Linked DNA regions of Homo sapiens: region 1 is linked to region 2. The links are chromatin contacts, found by Hi-C or POLR2A ChIA-PET in ENCODE. All regions are on one chromosome and are shown on one strand. Each heading gives the region's core, a stretch centred on a gene start or an enhancer-like site at or near the end of the contact. The rest is flanking DNA. Distances are from core to core; before and after follow the strand shown. Region 1 has its middle 13 kb from the start of CHASERR. Region 2 has its middle 63 kb from the start of CHASERR.

Evidence for each region. Hi-C counts contacts between places; a loop is a spot of excess contacts on that map. ChIA-PET counts read pairs that join two places held with the same protein, here RNA polymerase II (POLR2A). Pooled maps may share reads with other maps.
Region 1: a loop to region 2 is called in a map of adrenal gland, with 2.4 times the contacts of the local background. The contact joins two enhancer-like sites. A Hi-C loop is called at or near these places in 16 of 168 maps with a recorded cell type or tissue (Caco-2, PC-9, adrenal gland and 10 more) and 7 of 50 pooled maps. POLR2A ChIA-PET finds 5 or more read pairs at or near these places in 42 of 52 experiments (A549, A673, AG04450 and 31 more).

Annotation. Positions count from the first base shown.
Region 1 is chr15:92,868,090-92,870,789 of GRCh38, forward strand. No RefSeq gene overlaps it. Among named protein-coding and RNA genes, the nearest start is that of CHASERR, 13 kb to the right of the region's middle. Within about 2 kb of position 1,335, at least 9 of the 41 ENCODE cell types and tissues checked have a DNase peak (open chromatin) inside an H3K27ac peak, as active enhancers do; they include PC-9, where a contact is called at or near this core.
Region 2 is chr15:92,818,895-92,821,735 of GRCh38, forward strand. No RefSeq gene overlaps it. Among named protein-coding and RNA genes, the nearest start is that of CHASERR, 63 kb to the right of the region's middle. RefSeq lists enhancers at 1,340-1,887, 1,385-1,679, 1,501-2,166, 1,530-1,674, a silencer at 1,567-1,626 and a cis regulatory region at 1,595-1,610. Within about 2 kb of position 1,582, at least 41 of the 41 ENCODE cell types and tissues checked have a DNase peak (open chromatin) inside an H3K27ac peak, as active enhancers do; they include PC-9, where a contact is called at or near this core.

The sequences.
Region 1 (2,700 bases), core at 85-2,584, 49 kb after region 2:
CTTACTTATATTTTTTGAGACAGGGTCTCACTCTGTCGTCCAGGGTGCAGCACCGTGGCGCAATCAGGGCTCACAGCAGCCTTGACCTCCTGGGCTCAAGTGATCCTCCTGCCTCAGATCTCCATGAATAGCTGGAACCACAGGTGCACACCACCAGGCTGGGATAAGTTTTTGTATTTTTAGTAGAGATGGGGTTTCGCCATGTTGGCCAGGCTGATCTCGAACACCTGGACCCAAGTGATCCGCCCGCCTTGGCCTCCCAAAGTGCTGAGATTACAGGTGTGAGCCACAGTGCACAGCCAAATATTTAAAATTAAAGACCCATGGCTTGCTTGTTTTGTGACCCTGCAATTTTTTTTTTTTTTTTTTTTTTTTGAGACAGAGTCTCGCTCCGTCACCCAGGCTGGAGTGCAGTGGCGCAGTCTCGGCTCACTGCAAGCTCCGCCTCCCGAGTTCACGCCATTCTCCTGCCTCAGCCTCTCCGAGTAGCTGGGACTTACAGGCGCTCGACACCACGCCCGGCTAATTTTTTTGTATTTTTAGTAGAGACGGGGTTTCACCGTGGTCTCGATCTTCTGACCTCGTGATCTGCCCGCCTCGGCCTCCCAAAGTGCTGGGATTACAAGCATGAGCCACCGCGCCCGGCCGTGACCCTGCAATATTTTGCAACAGGAACAGTCTTTTTCAATTGGCCTGTAGTTCCCAGGCCAGGCAGTCCATCTCATTTGCTGCCAAGTGGGTTTTTGATGGTTGACAATGGTGTACAAACAGATTGGACAATGTGGAGCTTTCTATATAATCTTTATTTTATTTTATTTTTTAAAAGAGATGGGGTCTCGCTCTGTCACTCAGGCTGGAGTGAAGTGGCATGATCATAGCTCACTGCACCTTCGAATTCTTGGGCTCAGGCGATCCTCCCAACTCAGCCCGGCAGTGCTGGGACTACAGGCACGTGCCTCTACACCTGGCTAATTTTTAAATGTTTTTTTTGTAGGGATGGGTCTCATTGTATTGCCCAGGTACTATCATAGTGCACCACAGCCTTGAACTGCTGGGTTCAAGTGATCCTCCACCTCAGCTTCCCATGTAGTTGGGACTACAGGGGCACGCCACCACGTGTGGCCATCTAGTCATGTATTTTGATGGGGTCAGAACAGGCTGGGGTCAGACAGCCAGGGAATGGCCGAGTCAGGTTTGGATCTCAAAGCTGATGGTGCCAAGGTCCTTGCGCTTGGCTTGTTGCTACCACTGTCTGTCTTCCTAGTGCCTACACCTAGTAAGGAGAAGGCACTTGTAAATGAATCACTGTACTGCAAACTGAAAATAGTAAGAGCCCAAGTAAAGTACCAAAGAGTTCTCAGGATTGAGATACTTCTGGTTGGCTGGTTAGGGGCTATTGCATAACATGCCAGCATTCCAGAGATTCTATCAGAGTGCCAACGGCAAAATCTACTTTTTCATCACTGACATACAGGGTGTATCCTGCTTTTTAGGAGCTCTCATAAATGGAAGCCTATATTTACATAAAAGCTACCTTAAATTGTGGTGATTTACTTTGGTGAAACCTTGTTAAAGCCCATTCAATATCAAGTTCTCCTAATCTACTTAATGGAATTTGATGTACAATTGGGTATTTTAATGTCCTGTTGGGTAATTTTGATACAGCAAACATTCCCTCAGTTATTTGAGCATCTACAGCTGTGCATTAGTAAACAAAATAAATCTAAGCCAAGGTTTCTACCTCCAGTAAAGCTAGGTTGAGTCTACTTAGGGAGATACAGTCCTTGTACTCAAATAGATAATAATTTATGATAAAAACCAACTTCTTAGAAATAGCATAGGCGTTAACTGGTAGAAATCCTAAGGAGGGAAAGTAATCACTTTGGAAGAGAGAAATCCAAACAGTTTGCATGAACTGGCCCTGTGGGATGGGCACAGAGCCGGAGATGTGAGCAGTGCACATTTGAGGGCTGTGGGGAGGGCTGTGCAAATGTGGGGGGCAGTCGTGTGCCAGACAGGCTGACAGGACAGTAACAGTCTGGCTGAGGCCAGAGTAGGTGATGCATTAAGCTGGCAAAACACCAACTTAACACTTAAAAGAGGCCTTAGTGCACGCAGCTAGTTGCAAACCGGTAAGACTTTTTTAGGGAGCCCTTCAAGGACAGCGCCTGGGAACCGTCTTCATGTAGAGAGTCAGAGGGAAACCAGAAGGCAAACAGGAAGATGAATGGAAAAGAAAGGGCTAAAGGTGTCAGAGGAAAGCTGGGACCATGCGGTGTCAGGAAGGACCAGGTACTGAGAGCTACAAGAGGTGAGAGGTTACTGTTAGGTGCAAGAGAAAGGTCAAAGAGGAGAGAAATATTTGAGATCGTCGGTGGCATTTTCAGCAGGGTGTGGCAGTGGGGTGGGGCTTCCACCTGATAGCCTGATAGTGTGGCTTCACAAAGATTGTACAGGACCATTTGTCTGATGTTGAACATGCTCTTGATCCTGAAGTCTTTGAGCCAACAGATAAAATACAACCCCATTCTAGTTTATCTCAGTAGCATGTGCCTTATAATAAAATCTGGAATATCTTAGGAAAGATACTTTGAAAACTAGCTACATTAACTGCTCTCAGGGAGGGGTACTGGATGGATGGAAAGAGAGATGAGAGGCTTTTCATTATATATCCTTTTGTACTTTTTGAATTTTGAACCA
Region 2 (2,841 bases), core at 332-2,831:
AGGCATTTTCAGATTTCAGTTTCTTAGTACTGGTAAATGAGCATCAAAACCAAAAATGTGGGCACCAACTGCAGCTGCACATATTTTTGTTTTACAGTCACAGTTCCTATCACATTAAATCGCGTTCCCTTGAAGCTTCAAAGTGGATGACAGTTCTACACTACAACCTTTTCATTGCACGTAATTAATTTTCCCTGTGATAAGTCGCCATCCCTTCAACATCCAAACTTGAAAATTACCGGCTAACACTGTCCCTAGGTGTCTAAACTCATGCAAAACATTTGTTTAGTACTCAAATATCACAGCTCCGCATTCTGAAAAACATGAAACGTCCGTCAGAAATTACTAAGAAGTGGTGACTGGAATTTCGGAGCATTTACGTTAGGGAAAAAAGGGATATGTTAAAAGGGGGTTGGGGTGGAGGTGCAATAAATGTGGCTGAATATGGCTGAGAAGCATGGGGAAAATGGCTCAATCCGGGAACGAAAAATCAATTTGCCAAGGCCATGATAAGACTGGAACATCTCTGTCCTCTATATTTCATGAGAAGCCATCCTGATGGCCACAGTCATGCCTGCCATCAGAGCAGGGTTCAGGAGGAGTGGACGGGTATGCCTGACAGCAGATTACAGCAAACAGACATCTACCACCGAGCAAACCATCAGAGAAGGCACCCAGCGAAGGGCTGTATCTTTCATCTTTGGAAATGGACTGAAGAGATATTTAATGTGTCAAGAGCTCTACTTCCGGGAGACCAATATTTCTTTTTTATTCAGTTATTTCAAGGAGGGCTCCCAGTAAATTTTGCTTGGTAAGGAGATTAATTTCAGAGCCATGGACTCCCGTAGGATATATCCTGGATGTTTACGTTGCAAAAACCCGGGGCATTGTTATTTATTTCTTCTGTCAGAAAAGCAAGACAGCAATAAACTACCGCTTAACTTGTAAATCACAGAAGTGACTAACCTGAACGAAAGTAATTTGAGGACAAAGGAAGAGGGATTACTTATTCTACTGTTAAGAACTGATCTACAAAGAGATGATACGTTTTCTGATCATGCTTAGCTTCTCAAATAAGTTAATTCTTTTTTCTGGTCATTCCTGGTAAGCTATAATTTGTCCATCCATTTGTCAAAAATGAGTTATCGTTGCTTCAGGACCCATTCATTTTTTAAACCTGTTACACAGTCAGTGTGACTTTGTGAAGTTGTTTCTTTTGTTCCGTTCCCGTGTTGAGTAGCTCTCTTTTGCCCGAGTCAATATTTTAGGGTTTATTTTAGTTTGGTTTGGTTTGGGGTTTTTTCTTTTTTTTTTCCCTTAATTTGAGGAAGCCTATTCTCCGACACTATTTGCCCAGTTAGAGACTACTGCTACCCTGGGAACTGTCTTCGACCTGAATTTTATTTCCTCTAGGAAGACAGGATGGAAACCCCATTTCACGTTTTGGCTTCCCAGGAGCCGCAACCCAGGCCGACCAGCGCACAGGTTTCAGGCAGGAAATGTCAGGGCGCCTTTAAGAGGAATCTGCGGTAATTTTCCACCGCCCCGCCGACGCGGCGGGATGCTGGGCGCGGCAAAATGCGGCTGCGCGGCAGGGCGCGCGCCTCCGTTGCCAGGATACCGCCTCCTCCACCCCCGGCGCCCAGGGCCCTTTTGTTTCCAAGATGGCCTCCGAATCCTGTTTTAGTGCGCCAGGAACAAAGCCAGTTGCACACTGTTGAGCTTAGCGGAAAGCAAGAGTTATATGGCTGGCTTTCAGCCTGTTCAATGTCAATATTTATTTACTGTTACAACCTTACAAAAATCCGTTCAGTTATGTTGTCTGGATGAGAAAAATCAAGGGAGTGCCACCAGGTGTGTAAGCCATGGTCTCAGCCTTTCTGTGGCAGGGCTTTTGCATTCGTTGTTGCTTTTGATAAGAATTCTGGCTTTTCTTGTTAAACTAGCTCAGGAAGAAGTCTGGGCGATGACGGTTAACTATAGAACCATATAATTACGTGTAGTTCAGTTTGGGTAATGATGCCCCGGGCCATGTCCACTCCCCTTTTAAAAATACTTGTTGATTTTTCTTTTTTTTGTTTGTTTTTTGAGACAGAGTCTCGCTGTGTCGCCCAGGCTGGAGTGCAGTGGCCCGATCTGGGCTTACTGCAACCTCCGCCTCCCGGGTTCAAGGGATTCTCCTGACTCAGCCTCCCAAGTAGCTGGGATTATAGGCCCCCGCCACCATACCTGGCTAATTTTTTTGTATGTTTACCAGAGACAGGGTTTCACCATGTCGGCCAGGCTGGTCTCCAACTCCTGACCTCAGGCGATCCGCCTGCCTCGGTCTCCCAAAGTGCTGGGATTACAGGCGTGAGCCACCGCGCCCGGCCCTATTTTTCTTTTTCTTGAAATATTAGTTTACGGCCGGGCCCAGCTACTCGGGAGGCTGAGACAGAAGAATCGCTTGAGCCCGGGAGGCTGAGGTTGCAGTGAGCCGAGATCGCGCCATTGCACTCCAGCCTGGGCAACAAGAGCCAGACTCTGTCTCGGGGGAAAAAAAAAAAAAAAAACTTACACCTAGATCTGATCTTATGGCACCACTATAATTATTATTAGATTATAAATTCCTTGGGGATAGGAACTTTGTTTCTTATCCATCTTTGTATCCCGAAAGTGGCTCTGCCTGTAACAAACCTTCAAATAAAGTTGCTAAGTAATACTAATTCACATCAAAAAGATACTAATTAACATTTATTCTGCCGAGCACTGCCATTAAGATAGGTACCTCCATTTTATTCCCCATTTTACAGATAGAGAAACTAAGGCTCTGGAAGGTTAAGTAATTGCCTGAGGTGCCAC